2 separate regions of the Homo sapiens genome follow, and region 2 is linked to region 1. A link is a loop called in an ENCODE intact Hi-C map of the cell type or tissue named here. Cell type or tissue: heart right ventricle. All regions are shown on one strand. Links, peaks and the distances in the headings refer to the core of each region. The heading gives the core; the rest is flanking DNA.

Evidence for each region. Hi-C counts contacts between places; a loop is a spot of excess contacts. Peaks named below come from ENCODE experiments on the same cell type or tissue, not always from the same donor. Only the 100,000 strongest peaks of a DNase experiment are listed, where the experiment ranks them.
Region 2: a loop joins it to region 1, with 2.1 times the contacts of the local background. A loop is called at or near these places in 5 of 110 quality-filtered maps.

Annotation. Positions count from the first base shown.
Region 1 is chr1:67,845,996-67,862,211 of GRCh38, forward strand. All of the region lies in intron 1 of GNG12-AS1 (GNG12, DIRAS3 and WLS antisense RNA 1), which reads left to right. Among named protein-coding and RNA genes, the nearest start is that of GNG12, 21 kb to the left of the region's middle. In heart right ventricle, for the core only: a CTCF peak has its summit at 7,818 (motif pointing right); DNase peaks (open chromatin) are centred at 4,826 and 7,846.
Region 2 is chr1:67,947,737-67,963,952 of GRCh38, forward strand. All of the region lies in intron 1 of GNG12-AS1 (GNG12, DIRAS3 and WLS antisense RNA 1), which reads left to right. It overlaps LOC124900403 (a long non-coding RNA gene), which reads left to right and starts at 6,415. Exons shown (of 3, transcript XR_007066162.1): 1 at 6,415-8,048; 2 at 8,325-8,526. In heart right ventricle, for the core only: no CTCF peak of the experiment used is centred there; no DNase peak of the experiment used is centred there; H3K27ac peaks cover 418 bases.

The DNA.
Region 1 (16,216 bases), core at 4,575-12,574:
GGGATTACAGGCGTGAGCCAATGCGCACAGCCTATTTTTTTCTGTTTATAATGCATTCAGATGTTTTTTTCTTCTATTTTATCTTTTAAATCGATGCTGATTGCAACCCACTCAGGGTTACTTGACCCACTAATGAGTCAGGACCCTTAATTTGAAAACACTCATCTAGGAGACTTGTTGACATAATTTTGGAGCAAAAAGCTGTTCTTATTTGTAAAACATATAAGTGGCCCTTTGTTATTACATAGAGCAAGAATTAGGGCCTAGATTAGACAGGACTGGTGGAGACAAGATGCACAGTTTAGTAAAACTGCAAAGGATGATAAAATTTAAAAGATACTCTTCTTGGGTAGAGAGATTATTTTGAAGTTAACTGAGTCTTATTTTCCTGTGAGTGGTATGAAGGTAGTGCCAAAGATGCGATGTTAGGGAAAGACAAAGACTCTGAGGAGAATTGAAGGGAACACTTTGATCTTAATGGAAGCAGGTCCAGTACTGAGGTTCAAATCAGTGACAGCTAAGGAGGCTTTGACTGTTACCAGGGATTGGTCTATGGATACCAGGAGCAGCAATGTCCAACATTGGGTTTTGAGTAGTACTCTTGCAGTGCATCATAATTACCCCAAGATATCCTCAAGTCTTTAGTGAGGCTGGTTAATCACTACAGCCCAGCATCAGGCTAGTGACTAAGGGAAGGAAAGGAAAAGTTGAGTCTGTAGTTGAGATACCAATACAGTGTACCAGTACAAGACAAGACAAGACAGTGCAAGTCAAGACAGTAGCTAATAGCCTATAGCAGCAGTTATGAGATGGTAAGAAGAGACAAGCAAACCTGGATGGGGAAGCTATCTTGAATGCAAGGTGGCAAGTGCTAACAAAAGATGTGTATCTTTATCAGGAAGCCTACGTCTTCTTCAGGAATCCTTTTTTGGAAGGCAGTACTTTTTTAGAAGGGTGGTTGGATTTCTTGCTGTCACAGAGGTTTAGGGACTTGATTTATTTATTTAATTATTTCTAGATTTTAAAGAAATTGACTGTGCCCTAAATCTTGTTTTCCCCACTAGATCCTGCTCTGTGCCCCAGCAGCCTGACCAGCGTGGACTGCACCAATGGGCTCCCTTGTCCTCTAGCTTCTGGCAGGGTTTGGCCAATGGGAGGAAATCAAAGAATAAGAGATTGGGATATTTATTGCCCTAATTTCTTCCCAGCTGGGTGTCAGTGGGTTCACTGCATCTCCCCAGTGAAAGCCATAGCTCCTATCAGATGGCCGTCTCCACACAGCTAAACTCCCCCTCTTCTGGTAACCCTTACCTCTTCAGGCCTAGGGTGGTAATGGTTCCCCTTCTTGCTAGCTTCTAGATACTACGTTATTATTTGCTGGTTTCCCTGAACACTGTCCAATCTTTGTAAGTAGCCACTATTAAACTTTCATCAAATTAATGATCTGTTTCCTGCCAGATAGTACTGAGATTAGACTCAGGAAAGAGAGGTCTCCTCTATCATGGCTCTTTAGCGTGGACCCCATGCCTTACAGAGCCCACTAATCAAGATGAATGAGTGGAGAAACCTTTGGAAATGTCTTAAGGAATGCACAAGGACCTCTTTCACTTGAATCTGATGCTCAGTCCTGGCTTAGTACAACCTGCATTCATAAACATGTGCTTTCATGACTAACACTGCTCACGCTTTAGGGGAAATGTTTTTCCACATCTCTTTCCTGTGTCCTCAATACAAAAGGCCAGTATGTCTGGATGTTGTGAGGGTGTATGGCTCATGCTACTGCCAATGTTGGAGATGGGCACTGTTTTAGCATGTGGAGATTTGAGTGATAGAAGCACTTAGGATGAGAAAAAAGACAGTTTGTCAAATCGTTTCTCTCATTAATATAGTGAACTTCTGTAGGAAGTGCAAATAACTTAAGCTCTTTTGATACAACAAAGAGGGCCAGAAGGTGGGAAATAAACTCCACAAAACTTCAGGAGCCTGCCATTGTAGTGAAATTTCTAGGAACTGGAGTGTGCTGGGGTACCCCTCACAGACAGGACAAGTTGCCACAAATGGCACCTTATACCGCTAAGACAGGGGCACCACGTATGGAAGCCTCTTTGGATTTTTTTTTTTTTTTTTAATGGCGATAAGTTCTCACTATGTTGCCCGGGCTGATCTTGAACTCCTGGCTTCAAGCGATCCTCCCACCTTGGCCTCCCAAAGTGCTGGAATTACAGGCATGAGCCACTCGGCCTTTTTTATTTTATTTTTTTTGTCACCAGCAAAGCATTAAAATATTTTTTAATTGAAATTTTTATTGAGTTAAAAATTTTTTATCTTATAGCACACAATTGTGAGAAATAATATAAAAAGATCTCATGTGCTCTTTTCCTGGTTTTCCCCAGTGGTGACTTTTGCAAAGCTGTAGTATAATATTATGACCAGGACATTGATGCTAATATAGTCAAGATATAAAACATTTACATCATCACAAGTATTCGTAATGTTTCTTTTTATAATCACACTCCCTTCCACCATGTCCTGAAACCCTGGCAATCAGTAATCTGTTCTTCATTTCTAAAATTTTGTCACTTCAAAAGTTGTTATGAAAAAGGAATAATACATTATGTAACCTTTGGGAAACAGGCTTTTTTTTTCACTCTACACAATTCTCTGGAGATTTATCCAAGTTGTTGTGTTTATCAACAGTTGATTCCTTTTTTATTGTTGAGTAGTATTCCATGGGATGGATGCACTAAAGTTTGTTTAACCATTCACTCACTGAATGATATATGGACTATTTCTGTTTTTTGACTGTTATCAACAGAGCTGCCATAAACATCTGTGTACAGGTTTTTGTATGAACGTAAGTCTTAATTTCTCTGGGACAAATGTATCTGAGTACGTTACTGGGTATGGTAGTTGCATGTTGAGTTTAAAAGAAATTGCCAACTGTTTTTCAGCATTGCTGAAACATTTTACATTCCCATCAGTAATTTGTGGATGATATAGTTTCTCTGCATCCTCATCAGCATGTGTTGTTGTCATTATTTTTTATTTTAGCCATTTTGATAGAAGTGTAATAGTATCTCATCATGTTTTAAATTTGCAATTCCCTAACAATGTTGAACATCTTCTTATGTGCATTTTCTATCTGTGTACCTCTGGTGAAATGCCAACAAGGATTTTTAATAAACCATGTGTTAAAAGAATGTAGGGGGTAGTAGTAGTAGTATTCATAATAGTAGTAATATTGTTCATAGCATGATTTCTATCTCTCTACCTTAAAAAAAAAAAAAACCCCTGTATATAACACTCTGTGCTAGGCACCAGGGGTACAAAGGTAAATTGAACAGATGTGGCTGTTTTCCTCATGGAACTTATAATCTTGAAGTGGGTGAGGAGTTAGAAAACTTAGAAAAAATAAACACACAAAAGTATATAAAACAAACACAAAAAGTATGTGCCCTGAAAGAAAAAAACAACCAAACAAAAAAACCAAATGTCATAAAAAAAAGAATAATGGAGACTCAATTTATATTGAGAGTCAAGAATTTTCAAATTTTACCTGAAAAATGGGGAGGTAATATTCAAGTGCAGTGGGAGCAAGAGGAACTCAGCCCAAGAGAGCAGCACGTGTGAAGATCCTGAGGCAGGAAAGAGCTGAGGATGTTGTAGAAACCCAAAGAAGGGTAGTGTAGCTGGAATGTAGAGTAGCAGTGGAGGAGTGAGATGAGGTGAGTTTAGCAGTATGGGTAGGGCCCAGACCAGAAACAGAGAAATTGTATTAGTCCAAGCAAGAGATGGTACCAGGGGATGGACAGAGAAGTGGATAGTTCTGAGGTGTATTTTGGAGATAGAGTTGACAAGACATGATGAGAAGCTGTGCAGGAGAGGAGGGAGAGGAAGATGGAAGTATCAAGAATGACTCCCAGGTTCCTTGATTGAAAAACCTGGTTGATGGAGGTGACTTTAGCAAGATGGTGGAAACAAGAGGAGGACTTGGTTTGTATGGAGAGGTCGGCAGTGGATAACAGTCCTATTTTTAGGTGAACATAAATTCTGAAGCCTGATGCATGTCTACGAAACGAATAAACCCTATTTAATTGCATAGTACAAACAAGAGTCCTACAGCTGAGGCTGAAATAGCTGAGGCTGAAAGAGACAACTCAAGTTCAACATACATCACCCTTCCCTTTGTTTTTAAAATTGCTCATGAATATTTTTTAAAAGTATTGGCTGGGTGTCCACCAGGTGGCAACATTTCTTTAAAAAAAAGCCCAGATTTAGAAGCCATACCTTCTTAGCTACATCAAAGTGGATTCTTGAGGGCCACACAACCAGAGTCTAGTCAAAATCACTGAAAGTGCAGCCCACCCTGCTGAGTTCTTCTCTTAATATGCATAGGTGGAGGCAGTTTTATGAGCAAGATCCTTCTGTGGCCTCTTACAAGAAGGCTCATGTGTGTCAGTGTGTACCTATGTGCATGTACTATCTAGGACTTATATCATATCATGAAAAGCCCTTTAATCCTAAAGGTACTTAGTGCAAGCAACTGAGTAACATTGGAAGCCTTAGATAACCTCTCTGAGCCTCTTTCTTCATCTGTAGAATGTTGTATACGTATTAGTACCAACTTCTTTGGGGTGTGAGTGTGAACTTAGATAATGCATGCCTATAATGTATCTAGCACAGTCCTGGGACAAAGTAAGCACTTAATACATGGTAGCTCTTATTATTATTTCCACAGTGACCCTTATCCCCACTTTCCCTGCTCCAAGACTCTATTCTTTGCCAGCCTTAGTTGTGGGCAGCCTGCCAGGCATGATCTAATCAGTGAAGCACATGAGTCATGAGAGGATGACTGACTCCCTTTCAGGTTCTCTTAGTACTTGGCTCCTGGAAGGTGCTCCTCCTTGATAATCCTTCCTCCCAACTGCATTGACATAGATGGAGTCTTTCTGCTATTGACTGGTCTGATTGGACAGGCAAGCCATGAAGATGGAGAGGGAGGAAGCTCCTGAATGGAATGTGGCTGCCGGAAAATCAGCCCCCTCCTAATACACTGCAATGAATTAAATTACTCTCTATTTAGTAGCTTTTCCTCATCTATTGGAACATGTACAATTGCTATCTGCTATGATCATGTATTCCCAGCCTTTCAGGTGGGATAGGTCCAAGCACTCATTTTGTTTGGAGCTTCACACAGTATGAATATAGCACAGATTTACCTAGGGAAGAAGTTGACTTGATGCTAGTGCCTGTGATTCAGCCACAGGGAATATTTATACAGCAAAGCCAGCCAGCTGTCCCCACTGTATTTATCTTCTTCCCCCTTTCCTACTAGCTCAGGCCACCAGATACTTCACTTTCTTTTATCAAAGTCTAAAATATTTGGGTGCTTTAAAAATAGGTTTTCAGAAATGTTACCAATTAACACTATATATATATATATATATATATATATTTTGTGACAGGGTCTGCTCTGTCACCCAGGCTCAAGTGCAGTGGCACAATCATGGCTCACTGGTGCCTTGACCTCCCTGGGCTGAAGTGATCCTCCCGTCTCAGTCTCTCGAGTAGCTGGGACCACAGGTGCATGCCACCACACCTGGAAAATTTTTTTTTTTTTTTGTAGAGACAAGATCTCCCTGTGTTGCCCAGGCTGGTGTCAAACTCCTGGGCACAAGGATCCTCTTGCCTTGGCCTCCCAATGTGCTGGGATTACAGGCATGAGCCACCGTGTCTGACCTAATTAATACTATTATTATCTAATCACATTGATTTTCAGTGGGGGCTTTCTATTTCATGTGGGGGCTTGCGAGGGGAGGGTAATAAGGGTATGGTGAGAAATGGATAGGAAATGTACCTTTATCGTAGAGGGAAGGAAACAGTTTTTTTGGTCTTTCACCTGTATTGCGAGTAGCAAAACATGTTCATGTTTTCAGTCTATGTGAGAGATTGCTAAGCGAGCAGGGTGTTAAAATGTGGTCATGTGGAAAGCAGGTTGTCATTCTTCCTCACACGTGCACAGCGTAGCTCAGTTTATAAGGCACACTATTTCATTGGCCTTTTATGTAAATTTTATATTGTAGGCAGGGTTGTTTCCTACATTTTTCTTCAACTGATGCTCAGAAATATCAGGCAACTTGGCTCATTCAACAAATTTCTACTGAGAGCATACTATTAATATGTGCAAGGCAGTGTTGTAAGTTGTGAAGGAAATCCCTGCCCTCATGCATTTTCTGTTTTAGTGGGGCGCACACACATAGATAAAATATATAATATACCAGATAGTGATGAGTGGCATGGAGAAAATAAAACGGGAACTGGAAAGGGGATTATGTGTGAGTGTGTGTTTGGAGGTGGTATTGTTGCTAATTTAAATATAGTGGTGAGGGAGTGCCTGATTGAGATGATGGTATTTTGGTAAAGACCTGAAGAAGGTGAGAGAGGAAGCTCTGTGGATAGCTTGATGAAAGAGAATTCTGGGAACAGGCAAGGACAGCTGCAAAAACCTAGAGGAAGAAACATGCTAGAGCAGAGCAAATGAATGAGACAGCCAGGAAATAAGATGGAGAGGTTAGGAGGAAGATTGAGGTCTTCGGGGCCATCATGAGATTTTGAGGAGGGGTACATGATCTGATCTAGATATCTAAGCATCACTCAAGGCATTGTGTTGAAGTTAGAATATAGAGGGCAAGGGTAGAAGCAGGGAGATCAATTAGGAGGCTATGACACTAGTCCGGGAGAGATGAGGATGGCTTGGATCAGCGGGACAGTGGTGGAGGTGTGAGAGGTGATTATATCTCGAGCCAACAGGGATTGCTAGTGGATTAGCTGAGAGAGGTGAGAGAAAGACAGGAGCGAAAGATAACACCAAGGTTTCTGGAAGGATGGAGTTGCTGTTTCCTGAATGAGAAGACTATGGGTCAGGCAGGTTTGGCAGAGGTAAGTGGAGGAAGAGATTTAGACATAAGTTTGAACTTTAAGTTAGACATCTCCATGGAGATGTTGAGACTTCAGTTGGATACACGAGTCTGGGGTTCAGTGTAGGGGTTCTGGCTGGATAAATAAAGTTGGCCATCTTCAGTATGCCGATATTTAAAACCTTGAGATTGGAGGCACTCACCAAGGGAGCAAGTACAGATAAAGTGGGAGTCTGAGGCCTGAGCCCTGGGGCCCTCCAGGACTTAAGGGTGGGGAAATGAAGGCAGGATGCATCAAAGAGAAGGAACAACTGGCGAAGGAGGAGAAACCATGAGGACATGATTTCCCCAGAGCTGCATGAAGAGAGTGTTTCACAGAGAGGGAGTGATCAACTGTGTCAAAAGCTGTTGATGTTTTATGTAAAATGAGGACTGAAAATGAGCAACTGGATTTAGCCAAGTAGCCCCAGTTATTCTATCCCGTAGCAGTCTTTTCTTCATTGACAGTATCTGGATTTTTCCCTCCCTCCCTCCCTCTCTCTTTTCTTCCTTCCCTTCCCTTCCCTTCCCTTCCTTCTCTCTTTCTCTCTTTATCTCTCTTTTTGTTTCTCATTTGCCTCTTTCACTGGATAGTAACAGTAACCCCTATAAGAACGGGGACCATGACTGTTGGGGGTATAGTGGCTGGCACATATTAGGAGTATGTTATGCAATTTATCTCTTTTGGTTTCTGTTTTGACCACATATTGTCCATTTCCCTTTCTCACCTTCCTAATGTTCCAAATCACTTTGGGGAATTTCCTCTCTTCTGTTGTGTGTGGTCTTGATGGGATGGCAAATTCTGTGTTTGCCTCCTACTGTGGAAGCCAAAGCAAGCAGATGCTGCCCCAGACCCCTACACCAGGGGGCAGGCTGCGTCCATCAGAGGCTCCTGAGTTATCCATGGACAAGAGAATGAGTTGAATCCCAGCATCTCTGTCCTCACCAGAGAGCCCTCCTGGTGAGAGCTGTTGCCATGGTTTCCATTTCCCAGGCCTTGGTGCTCCCCTGCTTCCTGCCATCACCAAGCCTGCTGCTCCAGCCCCTGTTTCTCTGAGCTCCCAGTATCCTTCCAGTAAATCCTCTTTCGCTTATGTTAACCAGAGCCAGTTACTATTCCTTTCAACTTAAAAAGTTCCCAACACCTAAGCACTCAATACACAATACTCAATACACATTTGCTGAATGAATGAAAAAGTATGGTTTTCATTTCATGAATGGCGAGTCTGAAGTTCAGAGAGGCTTACCACATGTCTAAGACCACATACCTTCCATCAATTCTTCTATGCTCCCTTTTCACATTCTCAGATCTCTGAAATCAGGATGCTTTTTACAATTGGCAGTGTCTTACAATCAAGTGGAAGTATTTTTCTGTTTTTAGTGGTATATAAAATAATGTATCTTATATTAGCTTAGATTCAATGAAATATGGTAGTCAGTATTGAAGTCAAAATTGAAACATATTTCAAAAGTCTGTACATCTTCGCTTTTCAAGGAGTTTATTATCTAGTTGGAGAAAAAAATAAGTAGGAAAACTCCACAAATCTTTCTCAAATACAGAGTAGGGTTTCATGAACACTGAGTGGAGGCCCTCACTAAAGCTGCAGGGGTACATGACTCTGAAGGGCTGAGTGGAGGAGCCACAGCGTGGGCATTTATGTTGATCTCAGCAAGAAAGATTTGGATGGATGGAAATATGAGAAGAATGGAGAGGAGGGAGGACTAGGTTCTAGACGATGGCAACCCTGCCGACTCTTAAATGCAGGTCTGAGCCACAAGGCTGAGTTTGGTGGAGATGGTTGCTTGGTGTCTCCCCTCTGACTCTTTCCCTTCTCCTTCTCCATGGTAAATTATTCTTCCAATTCTCCCTGTGTTCACCATTATAACTGTTTTCTGCTGCAATCTTTTTCTGGAAAGTTCCCCCCTTCCTACCTCCTGCCCATTCCTCCCAATCAGTTCAGCTCTTGTGTGTGCTGGACAGAAATCCCTCTTGGCAGCCTAGGCAACATAGCAAGACCCCCAACTCTATATATTTTTTTAAATTAGCCAGCATGATAATGCACACCTATAGTCTTATCTACTCTGGAGGCTGAGGTGGGAGGATCACTTGAGCCCAGAAGTTAAAGGCTGCAGTGAGCTATGATGGCACCACTGCATTCTAGCCTGGGTGACGGAGCAAGACCCTGTCTCAAAACAAGCAAACAAATAAAAAAGAAATTACTCTGGGATCCAGAAATAAGGGAAAATGTATTTCAGGGGGAGGAACAGCAATAAGCATGGAGGTGCAATGCATGATGTATGTGAGGAAGAGTGCCTGAATACCATGAAAGGGTAGGCTGGGAAGAGGGGTTTACTCATTCATTCAGGGAATGTTTGAGTATACACCAGGTACTGCTCTAGGCACTGGGGATAGAGTAGTGAAATAAAAATTATGTTTCTACCTTACAAGGCTTACATTCTAATAAGAGGAGATAAGCCATAAGCAAATAAATGTTTAAATACATATGTATATACACCTATGGAAAAAATGTCAGATGGTATAAAAGCAAAGAAGAAAAATGTGAAAAGGGTTAAAGAAGCAAGAGAGTTGGGGTGCGAGCTGCTCATTCAAATAGAAGGGCCAGGAAAGTCTTTTTTGTTAAGATAACATGTCAACAGGGAACTGAAAAAGTGAGTCAGAGTCTTTTGAATCTTCCGGTGGAAAGTGTTCCAGGGCGAGGGCACAGGAGATGCAAGGGTCTGGATGGGGGGTTGTGTTTGGCAGGTTTAAGGAATAGTATGTCTACCGTGGAGTGAGTGGGGACAACAGAGTGGCAAATGCATATGTGGTGGGGAGGTTAGCCAGGCCAGAACAGGTAGGCCTTGTTAGCATTGCAAGGATTTAAATTTTATTCCAAGAGGATGCAAAGCCTGTGGAGAAATTTGAGTGAAAGAAAAGGAATGAGAGATAGATGGGGCCTAATCCTTGTGAAGCTGCAATGCTGTCCCAAATAGTTTGAATCCGATTCTCCTATGTTCCCAGAATTTTCATTTCTGAATCATTTAAATTGAGCAGGAAATCTGTTCTAATGAATAAATATGTTTTGTTTTTTTTTTTTTTGAACACGGAGAGGCCTCCGCTTAGAACAGATGTAATGAAGTCATAGTTTGTTTTGACAGAAAGAGGCTATGGAAGGTTACACTTCCTCCACTCTGCCTTTGGTTGTCAAGGAGATACCCCTGGAAGCCTCTTCTTTTGTAGCTAAATGTCACTGTATAGCACTTAGATTTTTCATGTTCTCCTTTTATTATGTTATTGTAAAGTTCTCTGTGTAATTTTGCTCAGGAGTTAACAATTTCATCACTGATGAGTCTGTTCATTGCAAACTACCTTTTCTGGCATTCTGATTGTCTTTCTCCATCCAGAGGCTGGCTTCCGGGAGGGGCATGCACCTGAAAACTCATCAAACCTGTCTTTAGAAAGGTCCTGAGGGTCAGACAGGCTGAAAAAGGCAGATTAATTCTGAGAAGCTGATGGGAAAATGTGAACTGATGGATCAAACTACAGAAAGATACATGGTGCTGGGTTGCTTTTTGTGGAGAGCATTATTTCAGCTGCTGACCAATCAGGGTGGATGTTGCTATATTCAGTTTACAGAGGGGAAAACTGAGATGCGGTGGTAGGAGACTTACTCATGTAGTTACGGTAGCCCTGGAACAAGCATCTTCTAGTTTTTAGTGTGCTTTCTACAACACTGTGTTTTTTCAAAGATATAAGCTGGAGATGATAGGTTAGTTAATTAATTCATTCAACATGCCTTTTTATTGAGTGCCTTCTGTGGGCTGGGCACTGTTCAAGACACTGGGAATACTGAGGCAAAGAGATGAGCTCCTCATCCTGTTCACACTCCTCCCGTGCCCAAGTAGACATTACTTTTGACTGTCAGCTGGATATAGATGTAGAATTTATTATAGATCAAGGTTGGCCCTTTAGATGAAAATCTGCTATCCCCGGCTTAGGCATACATGGTTCAGAGATCAAAAAAGCTAAATCTGAATCAGTTCTCTCTGAAAGGAAGTTAAGGTTTTTCAATAAGCTCCAGACTAAAAGACCCGGGAAGACCGATATACACGTTAAGTTGGCCATGGATATTGTTGGCCAGGGATCAGCCTCTTTCCAAAGTGTTTCACAACTGATTAAACAATTCTGATGAGTGAAATGTGTTTCTCCCAGGTTTTGAAATCATGTGCTTTAAATTATTACATCTCTATGCTGTTGTGTGCAATTAAGAGTAAACAATGCATCCTGCTATCACCTCTTTTCAGCACAAGGGAGGAAACAGGTTGATTTCTTTGGACTTTGTGGATTGCTTGCCCACAGTAGCAATACTCCCTTCTTTTGATGGGAGATCTTTAGGGTTTCCATCTGCTAGCAATGTGCATTAATAAACATTTTTAACTGAGGAGAGGGTGATGGAGTTTTTATATCTAAATGTCTTTCTGAAAGCTCTGTCGGTAACCACCACATTTAAAGAGAGTTATACTATTTGTATTCCTGTCTGCACATCTTAATTATTCAAGTCTTCCAGGGCTTACCTAAATTAGACAAAGAGGAAATTAGTAAGATGTATTATAATGTTTAGACAGATCAAATGAAAATGTGTCAGATACAAATAGCTCACACTGCATTATCTGATTTTGTCCACAGCCTTTGCTTTTTAGTTAGGAATGTCTGGATATATGTGTTATCAAGAGAAGCTTGTCTCCTCTCTGCTGTGCTGTTTCTTTAGTGGTCCCTTTAGTCATTTAATACAGGGCTATAGGCACTCATTATTCTGGCTTTGGGACATGTCTGACTTTTGTCGATTGCGATTGCGGGAACTTGGGAAACTGATCTGCAGGAAGATGGCAGTTGATTTGCATAAGACCCCCAGGCATTTTGACACAAGGGACCAATATTCCAAACTATTCCCTGAGGTCTGGTTAGGTAAAGCTTCTGAGAAAGGTTGAAGGGCTCCGTTTAAAACCAGGGCAAGGAAGGCCTATGAGGTTCCTAAAATAAAAATCAACCTCAAGGTAGCCATATCTAGGCTGATGATATGGGATCAAAACCTTAAAATGTGTGAGGTAGGGCTGGTTCTGACACAATGCATCATTCATATCACTATCCCTTCTGGACACAGTGAAAAGAATGAAGGGAAGAATTTCTGAGAATGAGAGTATCATCTGAAAGACTTGCAACCTCAGAGTCCAGGTGAAGAGGTGAGCGGGTAGAACTAGTCCCTTACAATGACACCAGGCAAAAGACATGCAGCCCTGGATCCATTGAAGCACTTCTCTTTCAGCTTGGTGTTGAAGGACAGGTCTGAATATTGTTGCCTTGTGTAAGCTCCAGGGAGATGGTTGGACTCGTTAGAGATGAAGATAACCCAAGATGCCACTTTTGCTAATAGGGCATGTGGATATTTAAGTACTTAAGTAAAAAATAAAAGAGATATGGCCATATCTGTGCTCTGAATTCATACAACAGTACCTACTGGTTACGATGTGTGTGCATGTATGTGTATGCATGTGTGTGTGTGTAAGAAAAGGGTTCAGCTGCAATTTTACAACTCATTGGGTACCAGATATCTGCCTCATAGACTCATCACCCCCTAGAATTGTAGCCCCTTAGTGATCGAGATAAGGGCCACCATCCTTCTTCCTCTTAGTGAGCCTTCTCTGATTGCCTTGTTTAAACTTGACATTTACTCTTCCCCTCCCCTGATTGATTTCTCTCCATAGCCCTTATTACCCTCTTTATTGTTCACTGTCTGTTTCTCTACCAGGATCCAAAAGGGATTTTCATCTGTCTCTTTTTCACCGCGGCATTCACAGGTCATATGAAAACACATTGAACAGTTCTATTGCACAGGTGCTACAGATGCAGGCAGTAGCACTGGGGCAGGCTTCCTGAGAGCCCCTGCTGAACCAGGCACGCTGCCTTTGGTTGCTAGATTGTGGGAAGTCCAGAGTTCTGGGGCAAAGGTTGGGGCAGACGTGAAGTAAGGGGTGAGGATGAGGAGTTTCTTAACAACCAGTGATGTTGTACTTGTGAGTCCTGGCTGAATCCCCAGTGCTTAGAATGATACTCCCACATAGTAAGTGCTCAGTAACTATTGGTTGCATGAATTAACTCCCATTTTGTGGATGAGGAGTCTGAGTCACAGAGAAATTAGGTAGTGTGTGCAAAGACACAGCTAGTAGGTGACAGAGCCAAGCATGAGTCCATTCCCTGCACCAGTCTGGCTCCAGAGCCTGCCCTCTGAACCATTAGGCTCTGCGGTTGCAAGACAGTCCAGATGAAAAGAAAGAAAGAAGAGGAAGCTGTTATTCCTGTACCAGACATATCATTCTTATCAAATTCTTAAGGACCTTTAAGGGTTCTTAAAATTTTTCTAGGACAAGGTGGAGGTCTACACAAATGAACTAAAATACCTTTCTGAAAAATTGGAAATGAAATTGATCAAGTCAGGATTTTCACTTGGCTCTTCCTCTCACGTGGGTAGCTACTAGAGAATCCAGCTGTATGACACAGGATCAGGCAACAATGAAAAAATTACTTCTTATAGACAAAACAATAATATATGATACCAAATGTGGCAGGCAGAATAATGGCCTTCCAAAGATGTTCTTGCCCCAGTGACCAGAAGCTATGAATGTGTTACCTTATGTGGGAAAAGGGAATTTGCCAGTGTTATTAAGTTAGAAAATTTGAGATGGGGGATTAACCTGGATTCTCTGGGTGGGTCCAATCTAATTATAATTATAAGGGTCCTCCAAAGTTGCTGGCTCTGAAGATGGAGGAAGGGGCCAGGAGCCATGGAATGTAGGTGACCTCTAGAAGCTGGAAAAAGCCAGGAGATGAATTCTCCCCTAGAGCTTCTAACAAGGAAAGCAGTCCTGCCTACACCTTGGTGCTAGCCCAGAAGACTTGGGCTAGACGTCTCACCTGCAGAACTGTGTTTAAGCTGCTAAGTTTGCGGCAATGTTACAGCCGCAATAGAAAATGAACACACCACACCAAGGAAAGGTAAAGTGAAAAATTCAGTCAAGTTATCAAAGTGTTAAAAGAATTAAAAAAGACCAAACTGTTGTTTTTCATTGAATTCATTCAAAATAATTGTATTCTTATAGTACATGGATATAATTACTTAAATATTTTTAAGTGATATGTTTATTGATATCAAATAAATCTTCCCAGTCTTTTAAAAGAATGTACGATTTTCATAAGTATTATATAAGGAAAATAAAGAGGAACATACTGCTATCTCAGTTAATGAATCTGTATTCCTTTATTAAATCACTCAGAGTGTCATTTATAGGAAGCAGACTTCATATAAGTAGGAGAAGATCATTGCCAGATTTTGAGCTCCCAGAGCTCCTTCACTCTTGTGGCTCCCCCGGCAAATCTAATCAGCCTCCAATGCTGTTATTTCTTTCATCACAATGATCCTTGCATCTGTTCCTTCATTTTCCTGCCACTAATTCAGGCTTCATCACTTTCCACCTGGATAGATAAAACAGGAATCTAACTGACCACTTTGGCTGTTGCTTGTCCCCCTTTGATCTATTCTGCACACACCCTCTAGATTCACCTCTGTCAAAGCCCTTCTCCATCATGCTGCTCTCCTGGGAGAAAACACTCACACCTCTTGTCATTGGGCATAGGAGAGGTTCTTAGCCATCAGTAGGACCTTACTAGTGATGAGGGGGCTGCACATGACTTATGTGCATTCACTAATAATGGTTAAGGTTTGAAGATTATTATTTTTTTTAAAACAAATTGAGGCATATTTATTCATTTATATAATTTCACAAATACTTATTAAATATTTATTTGTGCCTGGCACTATTCTAGGTACTGGGGACACAAGGGCAAATGAGAGAGACAAGAGCACATTCCAGTGTGGGAGAGAGATCATGCTCAATGAAATAAACAGGAAATATCTGGGGAGTGTTAAATGTTATCCAAAAACATCAGACCAGGCAAAGTGATAGAATGATGGGGCAGCTACTTTGGACTGGGTGATCAGAGAGACCTGTGGGAGGAGGTGACATTTGATCTGGTGTCTGTGAAGATCCGGAGGAAGAGCATGCCAGGAAGATAGAAGAACAAATGCAGAGAGTCCCCGGCAGCTGTGATCTTGGCATATTCAAGGAACAGAGAGGAGAGTGTGGCTGGATGGAGGAGGACATAAGCATCCAGGAAAGCAGTTGTTGGATCTTACAGGTCTCAGAAACAGAATACTGCATCTTGATTTCCCTTTTAAGATGGTAGAAAGCTCCTAGAGCTTTAAATCAGGGAATTGACATATACAATGTTTGTCTCTAAAAGCTCACTTTGGTTTTTGCAAGGTGAATGGATTATTGAGGAGGCCAGCTAGGAGGCCATTGCTGTGATCTAGGCAAGTGACTACAGTGGCTTGGGCTATGACAGTGATGGTGGCGAGAAGTGTACAGACAGATCCAGAGCATATTTTAGCTTTATGATCATCAAGACTTGCTGATGGATTAGATATGTAGGATAAGGCAAAGATAGTGACTTCTGGATGTTTGGCTTGACCGCTGGTGATCGTTGATACTATTTATTAAGATGAGAAGACTCAAAATTATCATTATGAACATCTAGTATTATAATGTGCTTTCTTGGCTTGTGAGGCATCCAAGGCAATTTGCCCTTGCATGCAATGGCACAAGACCACTATGCTTTATAAGACTTGTTTCTATTTTTTAATAATTTTACAGTGCTTGCCTTTTTGACAGGATTCCTGCCACTAGAAGTTTCTCATTTCTCCCTAAATCTGTCCTGGGCTAGGAAACCAGATACAAATGCTCATTGAAATTGTATGTAAAATGCCAGTAAACAGGAGCTGAATGAAGAGATGAAAAATTACTTTTGAGTAGAAGATGTGTGTTTTGTTTCGTGGGCTTTATGACAAAGATTGCTCAGAAACCCTTTTTGTTTACTTGCTCTGTGAGAGAGACTACTGAATAAATGACCTCTGCATACATAAGGAGTTATTGTGCCTTTTCTGTGCTTATGAGTTGCCTGTCTGCCTTTCCCAGAGTTCTCTACCAACAGCTGAGCCATCTTGATCTCTATGTCAGCAAGTTTAGCCCAATTGCATCATGCCATACTTGATGCTAGTTAAAACCTGATTATGTGTCCCAGTTTTAGTTGCTGTGTTTCTACCCTGCTATTATCACTTGGTCTCCCACAGGTACCTTGTTTCTGTATC
Region 2 (16,216 bases), core at 3,197-11,196, 100 kb after region 1:
TTTACTTACAAATAGAGCCACAGGATTGATTATAATTCAAGCTCTTTCATTCTTTAGCTATGTGGCCTTAAGCAAGTTACTAATTTTTGCATTGTCTGTGAGCCTTGATTTTTTCCTGCCAAACCTCATTCCTCCAGTCTTTTGCATCTCCAAAAAAGGTGCCACCATCAATCTATTTGCTCAAGTAAGAAGCCTAGGTACCATTTTGAATTCCTTTCTTCCTTACTCCAACTACCATCCAATTCACTAGCGATTCTTACTGATTCCACCACTGAAATACAGGATATCTCAAAACCATGTAGTTCTCCCGCCTCCACCATCACCTGGAAGAGGCCACCAGCATCTCTTGCCTTAACTTTAACACCCTCCTCACCAGTTGCTTGCTACTGTCTTTGTCCTTCCTCCACTTATAATATGTCTATCTCAATGCCAGCCAGAGTGATCTTGTTAGAATGTAAATTAGACTATGGACTGCCTCTGCTTACAATCCTTCAACCTTTCCACTGCATTCAGAAAAAAATCCAAACTCCTTGTCACGGTCTATGTATCTCTGCTGACCTTTGCAGCTTCTTTCTTGTCCATTCCCTTCTTTGCTTTCTACATTCCTGGCATGTGAGTTGTCTCACATTTTCCCAGATGTTTCTAGTTTCTATTGCCTCAGAGTCCTTACACACTCCAATTCCTCTGCCTGCATCAGTGGACCATCCACTTTTCACATTCAAGGGTCTTTCTTATACTTCAGGGCTCTGCTTAAAATTTACCTCCCAGAAAGACCTTTCTCCATTTCCCCCATGCAATCCAGAGTAGGGCCCCTTCTCCTCCCCCGGCTTTTCTCTATATTTGTGACCAGTTAGTTTCCCTTAGAGCACCTATCCCCATTTGTCATCGTTCTCTGTTGTTTTTTTGTTTGTGCTTTCCAGTGGAATATGACCCTAATGAACTACAGACCCTGCTGAGTGCCTACTGGAATGACTGCAAATACATAGGAGGTGTCCAGTAAAAGAAAAGAAAAGGAAAGGAAAGAAAAGAAAAGCCTCTTAGCTTCCTTTCCTTAACCTAACAGATTTAAACCTTCCCTGCCTTCCTTTGGTTGAGCTTCACCACATACCTTTAGACTTGCTTTAAGGAATACATTCCTGCTAAAGAGATTCATTGAATTTCTACCATGTGTCAAGCATGGTGCTAATAAATGTGATAAATCTGGAAGGAGAAGGCATTCTGGTATAGCAGAGAGAGGAGCTTGGCTTAGGAGTCTGAAAGACCCGGATACTGCCAGCTCCTCTCAACCAGCACACCACTGGTAAAATGTTACTTTTCTTGGCCTCATCCCCTCAAAAACAAAATCCAAATCTTAGATGTCCTGCTTACAGGTCCCCACAGGAACATTCCCATACCCTAACATTTATCATAGTAAGTAATAATCTGCTTACCCTTCTTTATTTTCTACTAAACTCTCGAGGATTATTCATCTTGCTCACTATCTCCCTCACCCCCTTTTACACATGCTGTATTGGAAGGCTTAAAATTTCTGGAGCTGCCTTGAAATCTTTGAGCCTCACAGAGTCCTGGAGGCCTAACTTTGTGTCCCCCTCCTCTTGTCAGATGTGCCCCTTGCCCTGCACCCAGTAGGGAAGATTCTTCTATCAGCCAGCTCAGTTGCATTAACCTGGCCCTCAACCTAAAATAACAGGTTTCACCTCCCTACCAGCCCATGGAATTATTCAAACAACAAAGTACACCCTCCCACAGGAATCAGGGGCCACCTCACCCCCTTGTCACAACACAGCCTGCCTCCCAAAGCCCTGTTTGTTCATTCTGTTGAGTATAACCCCTGTGTGGTCCTGCAGGGTATGCAGTGCCTTCTACCCCAGGCTGTCAGTATATGTGACTAATGAACTGCTGTCAATCGCATGGGTCCAACGTCAGGTGTTGTGTGCTTGGCTATTCTCAGAGTCTTAGGGCAACACTCCCTCTTTCACCAGCGGGGCAAAGAGGAGGCAACAAAACACTCATATCCTCACATGCCTGCACTAACATACACACAACAAGAAGTATGATAGTGATGTAGGCAAAAAATAGTAACCCCCATAGGTTTGCAGATGAAACAGACTCCTGTTACAAAAGGCAGCTTAACAAGAGAAAAACAACTAGAAGCTTATTAACATTCATATGTCACATATATGTGAGAGATACCCAGAGAATGAGTAGTTCTTGAAGAAGTGGCTTTGAATTCCAGCTTAAGTAGCATTTTCAAAAAACAGTACATTTTTAGAGAAGTGACAAGACAAAGGAAAAGGGCTTTGAATCTCTACAGCTGGCAATGTGCGGAAAGGTAAACAAATGGCAGATAAAGGCTGGTTTGTAAAGCTTGTTAATATAAATCCCTCCGGTATCATTTCCAGGTGGTGAAGGTCTAAAGCTGTCTTCAGTGGTTAACCTGTGTTCACCCTGGTGGAGAGGGGACAAGGTATCTTTTGCCTTTGTAAATCTATGTTTTGCTTTTAAGCAAGTGGAGGGAGGGCAGAGAGCTCTATCATCCTGGAGGAAGCATCTGACAGACTCCTGCCTTGGGATGACACACTCTTAGCCACAGCTTTCAAAGCCCTCCTGAGTCCTCGACAGACACTGCAAATTGATCATGGTACTCTTTCCTGCTGCACCTGGACTTTGCCCCAGAATCATTCTCCACTTGCTGAATGTAGTCATAAGAGATAAAGCCTATTTCTCACTCGGCCCCAAACTTCCCGTGATCAGTGTCCTGTGATGAAGGAAACTCTGCGGCTTATAACTACATTTGTAGCGCTCAGCTCTGCATCCCACTCCCAGTACCGGGGCTCAGATCATCCAAGCTTCTTACTGGAGAAGAATCTCACTCTAGGAAATTTTTAATGTTTTCAATGTCATTGGTCATACATCTCAATTTTTCCGTACCTTAATGGCTTCTTTCACAGACTCTCAGCAATGCCATACCATCTTTCTGTTCCTCTGCTGGTTCTAAACTGGGTTAGACTCACATGGAAACAAGCAAATATAATTGTAAATTCATAATTATGTGATGTGGTAGAGAGAACTCAAGGTTTACAGTCAAGGTAGACTTCCCTGCCTCATCCTTGTTGAGCTGTGTGACTGCAGGCAAATCATTTGTACATCTCTATATCTTGGTTTTCTCATTTGCCAAGTGAGGACAATAATAATATCTGTCCTCCCAATATCATGTATCATTACATATGTAACATTAATATAACATATAATGTTACAAAGTAGCATAAATGAATAACATTTAAAAAGTTAAACCTCCAAGGTGTTTAAAAGCAGCATACGGGTATTTCTTGCCACTGCAAGAAAAAATCTGCCACTTTTCTCCAGGGTGGCTGAATAAATAGGGCAGCTTTTCCAGAGAGGCAGCCATAGTAGACATTCCATTATGCTACTGCATATTCAACTAGAGTATAAAATGTGAGCCCTCAGCCTGGAGGTGTTAATGAGTTGCCACTTAGAAGGACCAGGGAAGCAAATTAAGTGCATATGCATAAAGCAGTCAGAACTGCCAGCCCTCCATGCTGTCTGGAAACTGAGCTGCTCAGGCCCTCATCCTCTGTTCATCTCATCCCCTGATTTAGCAGCTGTAGTTGGTGGACCAGGTTCATGTGAATAAGACCATTGGCTTTTCTGCCTCCACTTCCCAGAACCATCTCACTCCAGACCCTGTCTAAACTAGTGAAGTTGAACACATCCAGTACTTGGGCTCATCATCAGAGAGATGGAGGTGGGTTGGTCACCAAGAGGTAGGATGCCCACTTCATTGTTGCTGAAAAACATGCTTTAAAAGCTTCCTAAGATTAATGATAGTTACTTTTCTCTTTTAAGTTATTTTTTCCTATATGGTTTCTGTTTTCTACAAATTCCCTGTTTCACTGTTGATTAGTTTTGGTCTGCATCATTTAGGTAGAGTCTTTCTTCAAGTATCTGCCAATCTTGGGCTGTCAGCATGTATTTAAGAGAAGGATATTAAAAAGCCAACCAGAGACTTGAAAGAGCATGAGTGGGGCTGGGGGCTTCATGGCAGAAGGGTCACAATCAGCAACATCAGTATCTCTGTGTCTTTTCTCTTTGACTGGTTAGGTTACTCAAAGAAGGCTGTTCTTTGAGTCTCCCATCCCCAGCTCCATATCTAGCCTGGAGACTGCCAGCCTTCTGAGGACCTGGTGGAGAAGGGAATAAGGAGTCCTTAGAATTCAATATGTAGATTTTCATCAAACCTTACTGTTTCCAGTACATTATCCCTGCCCTACACCCAGAATGGGGGCTAGATGGCCACCAATCCAGAGTCCATTTGGTTCACTGTCTCCAGAGAGTCAGTTTCTGTATTCTGTTTCAAGGAAAGGGGCACTTGTCAGCTTTGAGAAGCAATAGAGGTTATCCAGGAGTCTAAGTGCACTGTAAATAGATTTCCAACCGATCTTGTGGTTTTCAGCCCCCACTTCTGTCCCATCTCCTCACACTTTCACAGATCCCTGATGCTGCCAATTATGGAGTCCTGGATCTCTAAGGTCCCTATCAGCTTGCTTTTGGCCTCCCTCACTGCTGGCTGAGGATTCAATGTTCTGAGGTTGCTGAGTCAGTTGCCCTTTATCCTTTTGTCTTCCAGCTTCAAAGATTTTTTTTTTTTTGCTTTTTTTTCCCTCTCATGTTCTCAAAGGTTTATACCTTTAAAAGAAAATCCCTTTCAAAATATTTTTAATGGGACTGAAGGATCAGAAGAAAGACACATGTGTTCAATCTACCATCATTAACCAAAAGAGAGAAAATACCAACACAAAAAAAAGACATAGAGCACATGTGACGTGTGTATCTTGGCAAGATGCTGCTGCCAGGGATTCAGAGCCAAAAGGAGAGCCCAGGTTTCTTATATCACCTGTTTTCCTTAATGCAATCCCACAAAGTAGTACTATTTTCCATATTTATTAAGAAGGAACAAGTAATAATAAGAATTAGTATTATTGACTCTCTAGTATGACCAGCTGTATGTCTTTTAGGGCTTCCCTACAAAATACCACTGACTGAGTGGGCCTTAACAACAGAAATTTATTTTCTCACAGTTTTGGAGGTTCAAAGTCCAAGATCAAGGTGTTGACAAGCTTGGTTTCTCTTGAGGCCTCTCTCTTTGGCTTGCAGACGGCCATCTTCTACTGTGTCTTCATATGATCTTTTCTTGGTGCACAAGTATTTCTGGTGGTTCTCCTTCTGATAAGGACAGCAGTCATACTGGATTGGGGTCTCACCCATGTGATCTAATTTAACCTTAATTACTCCCTTAAAGACCTTAACTCCAAGTACAGTCAAATTCTGAGGTATAGGGGGTTAAAGACTCTAACATATGAATTTTGGGCAACACACAATTCAGTCCAGAACTAATCTGGTCATTTTATTTCCATTTCTTCATTTATTTCTCACAATCAGCCGAGGGTTAAGTATTATTATTATTATTATTGTTATTATTATATATGAGGAAACTTCTGTTTAGAGAACTTAACTAACTCTTAGACTGCACAGCTAGAAAGAGATTATGTATTTTGTTTTCTATTGCTGCTGCAACAAATTATCACAGTCTTAGTGGCTTAAAATTACACAAGTGTATTATCTTACAGTTATGTAGTTCAGAAGTCTGAAATGGGTCTTACTGGGCTAAAGTCAAGGGGCCAGAAGGCCGCATTCCTCTCTGAAGGCCCTCAGGAACAATCTGTCTCCTTGCCCTTTCCAGCTTCTAGAGATTGCTCGTGTTTCTTGACTCAAGGTTCCTTCCTCCATCTTCAAAGCCAATGCCAGCAGGTCAAATTCATCTCACATTGCATCACTCTGACCTTTTCTGCTTCTCTTTGTGATTATAATAATATATTGCTAATATGTTATTTATAACTATTAATAATATATGATATAATATTGTAATTTAAGGACCTTTGTGATTATAATAGGCACACCAGTGTAATGCAAGGTAACTCCCTATCTTAAGGTCAGCTGGTTAGCTACCTTAATCCTCTTTTGTCATATAACAGAATCATCTTATGTTGGTATTAAATTGTATGTTTCTTTTTCTTTCTTTCTTTCTTTCTTTCTTTCTTTCTCTTTCTTTTTTTTTTTTTTTTTTTTTTTTTTGAGTTGGCGTCTCGCTCTGTCACCAGGCTGGAGTGCAGTGGCACAATCTCGGCTCGCTGCAACCTCTGCCTCCTGGGTCCAAGTGATTCTCCTGGCTCAGCCTCCTGAGTAGCTGGGACTACAGGTGCCTGCCACCATGCCCAGCTAATTTTTGTATTTTTAGTAGAGATGGGATTTCATCATGTTGGCCAGGATGGCCTCTATCTCTTGACCTTGTGATCCACCCCTCTCAGCTTCCCAAAGTGTTGGGATTACAGGCGTGAGCCACCGTGCCTGGCCCAAATTGTGTGTTTCTTAACGTAAACATTGGGAGGGAGTTTGTCCTAATGGAAAGAGGACCAATATCAGAGTTGGGGTATCTGTGCTCTACTTTTGATCTTTTTCAAGACATATTATTTTATATATATTCTGTATCTTTTTGGATTGTGTACTATCTTCCTATAGCAATGGTCCTCAACTGTGGTGATTTTGTCTCCTAGAGGACAATTAGCAATGTTTGCAGAGATTTTTTATTATTACAACTGGGGGAGAAGGAAGGTGCTACTGGTATCTTGTTTGTAGAGGCCAAGGATGTTGTTCAACACACTAAGATGCATGGATACCCTCCCAACCCCAAAGAATTATCTGACTCCAAATGCCAGTAGTGAGGTTGAGAAACACTGCCCAATTATGGTGTGGAAAATTGATGTTAGAGTTGCAAGCGAAAAAGCCAGAAGATGAGTTAGGAGAAAATGGCCACGGTCTAGGGGAGAGATGATGGTGCTTTAGACTAACATAGAGGCAATGGAAATAGAAAAGTAGTGAGATCTTACATCAATTTTGGAGATAAAAGTGATCTGATATTGAGAGGAATTATGTGTGGGAAGTGAGGATGGTGTCAAGGATGACTGCCGAGTTGCTATAATGACCTTCTACGTAAATGGAGATAGAGTTACTGAAATGGAGACTTCCAGAGGAATAATAGATAATACTTAAAATGGATCTTATTTTATGTAAATTCTGGTCTAAGTATACTAACCCATTTAATCCTTATAACAACCCAGCAAGATAAGTGCTATTAACATCCCCTTTTTATAAATGAGAATAAAGAGGCACAGACAGGTCAAGTAACTTGCTCAGGATCACCAGCCAGTAGTAAGTGGGTTTTGAATGCATAAAGTCAAATTCCAGAGTCTATATTCTTAACCACTACATGAATCCACCTTTTGGAAGAACAGATCTAGAGAGAAAGATCACATCTCTTTCCATGACTTCATATCCTTCAATCCTAAGATCAGAGTGCATGGTCAATCACTTTAATATTTTCCTGTGTATTTTAACATTTTCCTTGTGAATATTCCCATTGTATTCACAAGGAAACCCTCCCTCCCCCCAACTTGAACCAGTAATTTTCCTGCTCTCATACCAAGGTGCTGAACATTGCTGGAGAAGTCCACAGAGCTTTGGCCACTGTTATAATTATGAAGTCATGAGCACACCTGTCCATGGAACTCTCCATAGCAGATCATTCTTCTATTTCTCAAGAGCATGTTCTGTCACACTTTCCACACTGCCTTCCCCAAATTCACTCTGCTCAAGTCCCCCACTCCATCCTCGTGCCTCCACACAGTCTGTAGATAATGCTGTACTTTATTTCATCACGAAAATACAAGCACTGAGTTGATACTGCTTCATCCTCTGAACACTCCCTACCTATAAACCAATCTATATTCCCATCCATAGCTTCTTTCATTCCCAAATTAGTGAAAAAGGTATCTTTCTTCCCAAGTAAGGTAAATCCGTCCCTCATCTTGTGCTCAGGATTCCTTCTCATTCGGCCTCCCCATGGATCATTCTAACACTGTCTCAACTCTTCAATTTCTCTGACTTGTTCTACACCTGCCCAGCACTTAAAGGTACTCAATGCTGTGTTACACAATCACAAAGTGCTGTTCTTATCACAGCTCTTGCTTAGTTGACATCAAATGTGAGAGAATAATATTCAGTCACTAGGGTAAACCTGAACCACAAACATTTCAGCTCTTTGGCTACAAGGCAATTTTAAATTTTAACCTATGTCTGTAAGAGCATTTATACCATGAGTAAAAGTTGCTGCTTTCTTTTCCAGTTCCAGAGCAATCATTCAAGTCAAAACTTTTAGAAGATAATATACAATCATATTTCTTTCCCAGGAAATAATTTTTACAATCACAAGGAGGAACAAGCCAGAGGCACTCTTGCCCTTAACATAGGTCTACTCTGATGTTGTATTTTCCCCATCCCCCAGTATCTGGCCAAATGAATACATGCAGGAGATGAAATATGGAGAAAGAACAAAAGGACTAATTCCACTTGTGAGAGATGAAGGAACAGGAGCACTCTCATGTTTCTTAGGTAATGTACATTCTTTCCTTCATTTACTCAGTCATTGAAAAAGGGTTGTTGAATTCCTAACATGAGTCAGGCACTAAGGAAAGCAAATGCTAAACCTGCCCTTCAAAACTAGTGGGGGCCCAATACCTTTATAAATCATCATAACACAGCTCCACAATCCCTTGGCCACATTTCCAAAATCCAAGGGACTCTGAAAATGGAAAGTTGATTCAGAAGTTTACAACTCTTGTTTGACAGTAAATCTGGCCAGACTGATTTGAAACCTTTTATAGACTTCATACAAGCCGGGTATTCAGACATATCCCTCAAAAATAGTAATATGTTAAATTTATAGCATGCTGCCCCAGAACCAATAGGGCTGCTATGAATATTAAAATTCTGAATTTGGAAATGCTTCTGGCTGCAAGATTTTCTGTGTAGGGAGAGTACATGCCTGTGTAGAGGGACTGTGATGAGGAAGAAACATTTATTGGGTATAAATATCATGCAAATTGCTTTATATACATTATTTCACTTAGACCTCAAGACAGCCCAGTGAATTAGGCCTTGTGGTCCCATTGTACAGATCAGTAAACTGGACCCCCATTAGCTTAAATAACTTGCATAAAGAAGGGGCATAGTGAGGAGTAAAACTTATATTTGTTGCTATATGCATGCTGATATATAAATCAAATCATTTAGGTGTGACAGAGAAAATTTGGATCTGAGCAGGGTTACTCACTAACTCATATTATGTCATAAAAGACATGAAAAAGATCTGCAGAGCCATATAGACTCATGTTTTTAAAAGAGTCAGAGAGGGGCACTCAGAGGATGCGGGCATGCATACTGTTTTAGGGCTTTAGGGAACGTATCAAGAGGAGGTGGAATTTGAGCTGATTCTTAAGCAGTAGGCAATCATTTTGCATGTAAGCTGATAAGCATGTTTAGTCTTCCCTGCTTGATGGAAAACAGACTCCTGGAATGGGTTTCTGGCATCTGTTCTTATGGGAGCTTCCCCAGCGGATTCTTCCTTATTTCACTCTGTGAGTGGAGACTGAGCTGGGGCTCATGGTTATGCATGGGCTGTTTCCTCTGGGGTTAGGAGTGGGCCTCTGGATTTGGGTCCTGCATACTGTGCCCAGGTGCACAGGTTTTTGAAGCTCGGCACCCAGGCTACCAGCCAAAAGAAGCGCTCTGGGGATCTCATAAAATGGATTTCATTTGAGTAGAAAGCTTATTTTTGTCCTGAGTGGTTGTACATCAAACTCCTTTCACATGTCTTGGAACAATGAAAAAGGTTTGGCTTGGCCTTTCAGGGCTTGTAAGAGCCTAGTTTCCTCTGGGATTTACAGAACACTGGTCTTGTCCTCTCTGGGTGGTATAGGAAAAATGCTTCCATCACAAGTTTCTCTGGTGGCACATCCATTTTTCACCTGGGAGGAACCTACAAATTGAAATGTTTGGCTCATAATGTGGAATAGCAGAATGTTGTTAGCGCTTCTGTGGTGGGGTTGGTTGAAAGGATATTGTCTTCATGCTAGGCTCTGAGGTGTTAAATGAGAAAACGGAACAAACAGGAAAACCAGGACCTGGTCAGACTCAGCCTATAATCACTGCTGAGAACTGGAAAAGGAATTTTCAGCAGGACAGTCCTACTCTGGGGCATTCCCTCCAGGCTGGACAGGCTGAGAGTCAGAAATGCTGGGCTATTCTAGAGGTACCACTAATGGGCCTGCAACCATTTTATCCTTCTCTCTGTCCAATGAGGGAGAAGAACTAGATAATCTTTCAGGTTCCCTCTCGTTTCATAATTCCTGTGTCTGTGATTCCAAGTTTTTAATTTCACATGGAAAATATTTGTTGTAAAACCAAGACAGTATGTGATTGTTTAAGTGGGAGCCAAAGAGAGGAAACTGGGGAGAGGGTTGTGTCAGAGGATCACCAAGTGTAATGAGTGCAACAGGAGAATCAGACAGTAAGGAGTCAATGTGCACTGCAACCCCTGCTCAGAGCTAACCACACTCTGAGGAGCAGCTCTGATCTCTAATAATTTTTTTTTTTTTTGAGACAGGGTCTCACTCTGTCACCCAGGCTGGAGTGCAGTGGCATGATCGTGGCTCACTGCAGCCTTGACCTTCTGGGCTCAATAAATTCTCCCACTTCAGCCACCTGAGTAGCTAGGACAATAGGCCCCTCCAACCACGTCTGGCTTTTTTTTTTTCTTTTAGTAGAGACTGGGTTTCCCTGTGTTGCCCAGGCTTGTCTTGAACTCCTGGGCTCAAGTGATCCTCCCAGCTTGGCCTCCCAAAGTGCTGGTGTTACAGGTATGAGCCACCACACCTGGCCCCTAGTGAATTTAATAACCTACCCTGTGCCTGCTCCATCTGTCAGGCCAGGGCAGAGTCAGCAGTCAGTTTTGGCTGCCAGCCTAGGATAATGATTACCTAGCCAATTGGAGATTGGCCTTTCATGTGCACCTGTAATGGAAAAATTACAGAGCTGTCTAGTTTCAGAGCTGACATCTAGTGGAGCCTTGTTCCATCCCACTCTAAGTCTGTTTCTTTCAAGCGATACATGTTGGTTAATAACAACAGCTGAAAGCCAATGTGGTGTCTTTGTGGATCAGCATTTTATCGTTTTGGGCCCAAGGCTTTGCAAATATACCGTGCTCTTTCACAATTGGGGATAGGAGGGGATATCAAGTTGTAAAGGGACCCTAAAAGCATGAGGGTATATACTATTGCATTTAAAATTTCATTTAAAAATTATTAAACTATGCAAATAACACCATGCTCATTTAACTGCAGGGCTTCAGTAATGTTGCATCTGATCATAGAAGTAGCCAATATTTAAAAAGTTTCTAAAATGCATCTACTTATTCCCCAAAGATATATGAGTCACCTCCATGTGTTAGGGCAGTGCTAGAAGCTGGGATTACCCAGGTGAGCTGGATTAGTTCTCTGCCCTCAAGGGGCTTATAGCATCAAGGGGAGACAGATGTCTAACAAAATAATTATAATGCAGTATAATGCAAGGTGGTGGGTCCTGTGACAGCAGTAAGGACAAAGTGCTTTGGAAGCACAACAGAGAAACAACAGATGGATTAACTGAAAAGTGTGTGTGTGTGTGTGTGTGTGTGTGTGTGCTTGTGTATAACAAGGGAGCGTTCCCTTGGTGGAGATAAGGATGCCACTAAGGGTTAAAACAATTACACGTTTAATTGATGGCAAGCACGGGAATGAAATTCTATAATTTCAGGTGCAGTGGCAGAATTGCTAAGCCACAGAATACATATTGTGATGGTAAGTACAGAAGAGAGGTTCATTCATTGGGCGGATGGTTATTCTCACCTCCTATGTCACAGATGCTGTGAGAAGGCTGTGCTTTAGCAGTGGCAAACAGGAAGACATAGTCCCTGCCCTTGGATTTTACATTTTGGTTCAGGAGATAGTCCAGAAATAAGTAAACAGATAAACAGATAAAAGTTGTCAATTATAGTCAAGAAAGTAAGCAGAGAGTGTGGATGTAAACCGTGGTCAAGTTTCCTATGAAGGAAATTTCAAAAGAGCCGCAGCAGGATTGTGGGGGAGGCCCATGGGATAGGGTGCCAGCTCCTGGGGTGAAGTTTAAGCTGAGCTGGGAAGAGTAGGAGGGGCTCACCATGAGAAAAGTGGTCAGCAGAACGTCTGGCAGAAAGAACAGCATCAGTGAGGGCTCTATGCATGAAAGATGTTTTTGGAGGACTGGGGGAGACTAACGAATGAGGCAATGAATGAGGTAGTGAGAGAGGAGGAGAGTGGTATAAGGAGGCTTCGGGAGGAGCTCTGTGCATCCTACTCTCCACTCCCCTCCTGATCCTGCTGCTCCTCAGCCATCCTTCTTCCTACGACTTCCCACACATTGACAACAAAATACAGGGTCCAGCTAGGGCCCATGGGCCTCTCCCAACCTTGTTTCCTGCCACTCTTGTCCTTGCTCCCTGCCCTTCTGGACACTCTGTCCCTCTTGCTTTTACTCAAACTCCCTAAGCAGGTTCCCATACCAGAAATTGGGCACCTGCTCTTCCCTCTGCTGGGGATGCTCTGCTCCTGGTCATTACCAAGATGTACTCTCTCTATTCACTTACATCTTTCCTCAAATGTCAGCTCACTAGAAAGGCCTCACTTGACCACCCATCCCGACACTAGAGTAGATACACCCCATCACCTGACACTCTGTCTCCTTGTCCCGCTTTGTTTTTTTGTAATACTTCATGCTCACTCCCAGGCATTTTAAGATACCTTTTCTTGTTTATCTGTTCATGTTGCCGTGTCTTCCACTGGCATATACACTTCATGAAGTGTACATGTCAGGTCAGGGCTGGCTTCATGGGTGTGTGATCTGTGCAGTTGACCAGGGCCCCATGCTCTGAAGGACCTGTGCTTGGATTCATCCTCTGCTATTGCTGTCTTGAGATTCTTAATAATTTTGTCTTTTAACTTGTGTGTAGTAAGTGAAGCCCAATGTAGCAATGGAGTGTGCACAGAGAGCATGAGCAGAGGCAGTGCACTAGAGAATGGCACACATATGCAGTGTGGTCGAGCAGCAATGCCTATATGCATGGGCAGCCTGGCCAACTGATATGCCTGCACACACCATGAGGCAGCTGCTGTGCTGTGGAGCCCTGAGACAGTGTCCAGGCTTGGATTGGCAGTGGTGATGCAAGGCCAGCAGCAGAAGCAGCAATAGGCATGGCTGTAGAAGTGAGAGTGGCTCTGCATGGAGGAAACTTCCTGAACCCCTGATGGGAGGTTGGCTTGCCTATCCATCCATCCCTGGAGCCTGCTTCCAAGGTTTTACGAATTCTTGGCCAAAGTGCTGGGACAGAAATTGCTGGTGCTCAGCCAGTAAACTTTGTGGGCAAATAATAACAAGATAAAAGTCCATAAATTGACATTGCAAGAAAGCATATCAGGGAGATATAATTCTTCAGAGTCTGAAATCCTTGATTTTGAAAACTACTATAACATTGCTTTACTATTCACTAGCTTAGAAATAGAAACTAAAGTGGAAGATTATTGCATTCAACAGAAAACACTGTTTTCACGTGAATCTTCAGACGAACCCATTATCAATAAGGAAGACAATTTTAAAATGATTTTTTTCTTATAATTGAAGATACAGTGATAGAATGTATAAGCATGCATTTTGAATTATATACAAATCATGGAGCCACTTTCCGTTTCTTATACAACCTCCATAAGTTAAAAAGCCAGAAGAAACATTTAAATACGATTATGTAAATTAGCATTTAAAATTAAATGTATAGACTTACATGAAACTCATTTGTATGAAGAGTTAAACCTTTTTAAAAAATTGTTCCATAAGAATCATCAGCTCTAGAGAAAATAAAATTTATATTTAAAAACAATTTGTCTGTAATTTATCTCCATGGTGTCACCACCTATAAAATCCTTTTAACAGCTCCAGGAATAGCTGCATTAGCAGAAAGATCCTTCTCAAAATTAAAAAAAATACTAAAAATTATTTGCAATCTTGTATTTATCAAGAATGATTTATGTCTCTTTAATTATATGTATTGAAATGAAGTGGCTAAAAGTATAAAACTTGATGACCTAATAAATTAATTTGTAAAAAAGTGAGCTAAACAAAAATTTTATGATTGATCAAGATGTTACATTAATATTATTTATCGTATAAAGTTACAAAACCAGAAATATTATTGCTTTCAACATGTAAGTTTATATTGTTACTCACTACTACACTTATTATATTTTATAAATAATGAAATATTTTTAAAGTGGTTCAAGAGACTAAGTAAAGGAGTATTTACAGAATGAGCAGAGTTAACCAACAAGGAACGTTAAAGGAGCATAGATTAGCAGCAGTAGGGAGATTTTACCACAATTGGTACTGTAGAAGCAAGAAGAGAGACGTGTTACAGATCCCATGGAGAGCTTGGGCCACAGAGGAGGGTTTACCTGATAGGATCTTGTGGTCTAGAGGGATGCAGCCATGACCAGAATCCATGGCCCAAACCCCTGGGAGTAAGGGGAAGAAATACCCTGATATCTCTCACCTCTCATCTTCCAATCTCCTGTTGTACTTTCTATTGGCTGAATGCCACCAAAAGCTGGAAGGCAAGGGAGGCTGGGTGGTAAAAGTCTACAATGGACAGCCTCCTGGAGTATAGAACAGGGTAGAGGACGACAGAGAAAAGATCGCTCTGTGTGTGTGTGTGTGTGTGTGTGTGTGTGTGTCTGTGTCTGTGTGCGTGTTGCAAACTGAGAACAAGGACTTTTGTCTGTTAAATCCACTGCTATATCCCTAGCACTTAGAAAAGTGCCTGACACATGGTAAGTGTTCAAAAAAATACCTGTCAAATGAATGGAAGATAACCTCACATGTGATTTAGCAGTGCTAGAGGCTTCCTGTAGATCATCATTCCTTTCTTCCTCATCCCTCTTGTGAATGCTTGCTCATGAATGCATCTTGTTCCACTGGGAAGGATCTGCAGGAGGAACCTCTGAGGCCTCAGATGTCAGGTGCTTATCCATCCACAGCTGCCTTGCAGGGACAGAAGCCCAGATGGCTTGGCTGTCCTCTTTATAAAAACTTCTGTGGCTCAGGCAGTGCTCTCGTGGTAGACCCAGCCCTCCTATCTTAGCCACAGCTGATGGCCAGATCAATATGTGACACAAAGTCACAAAAAGTCTTCTGTCTCTGAAGGGGGCCTGGCAGGATGTATGCTCAATAGGAGCACTCTCTTTTGAGAGCTGGTAAATTGGTAAAATCCTTCTTTTGAAGAAGCATACCTGTTGGGTGAGCAATGAGGAAGTGGATCTTTTCCTGCTCTTTCATGCCTTGCGCTAAGGACTGGAAATGGGCAGAGAAAGGCACTAACATTTGTGAGAACCTACTATGCGCCAGACATTTTGTAATTGTGAGAAACTACACCTAACATGTTGTATCCATGATGTGACAAGTGTGTAAAGACAGAAAACCAGTAGACTAAGCATGGCTAAGTGAAAGGATAAAAAAGATTTCATTGATGTTATTGTTCTGCCTCTGTGCCAGTGCTAGCAATCACCAATCTCAATTTATTGTCACATGAAGAAAATACTTACCTGTATTTTTGTTATACATAAATGCTTGTTCCCTGGTGCCACAAATAACTAGCACTTAAACATAAATTTAATTCTTTCAGCAAGGCAATCTTTATTTCTGCAGAAAGGGTGCTCTCACCATTATTTCATCTGTGATGAGCACCCTTTCTGCAGGAAATAAAGATTGTCTTGCTGAGAGAATTAAATTTATGTTCAAGTGCTATTTCTTTGCAGCACCAGGGAACAAGCATTTACATATAACAATTTGTTTCTGCTGATGTTATTTGGGTATTGTGTTAATAGCAGCATTCCTAATGGCTATGCTAGTCGCCGTTTCAAGATATAACTCTTCTCTTTCCTCCTCATTCTCTTCTGCTTTTATCTGCCATTGGCAACCATGAGCATTGCTTTGTTTCACTGGGAGCTCTTTCTTCTGATGAATTTGTAGGAGTCTCATGAAATTTTATTTTCATACCTAGTATGGGGTTTGAGGACACAGCTATTAAGTGTTTACAGATACATTATTACTTCTTATTACTTTATTTTATTGCTCTATTTGGCTGTATTGGAATAATCTTTGTGTCATACTCGTGTTATAATTT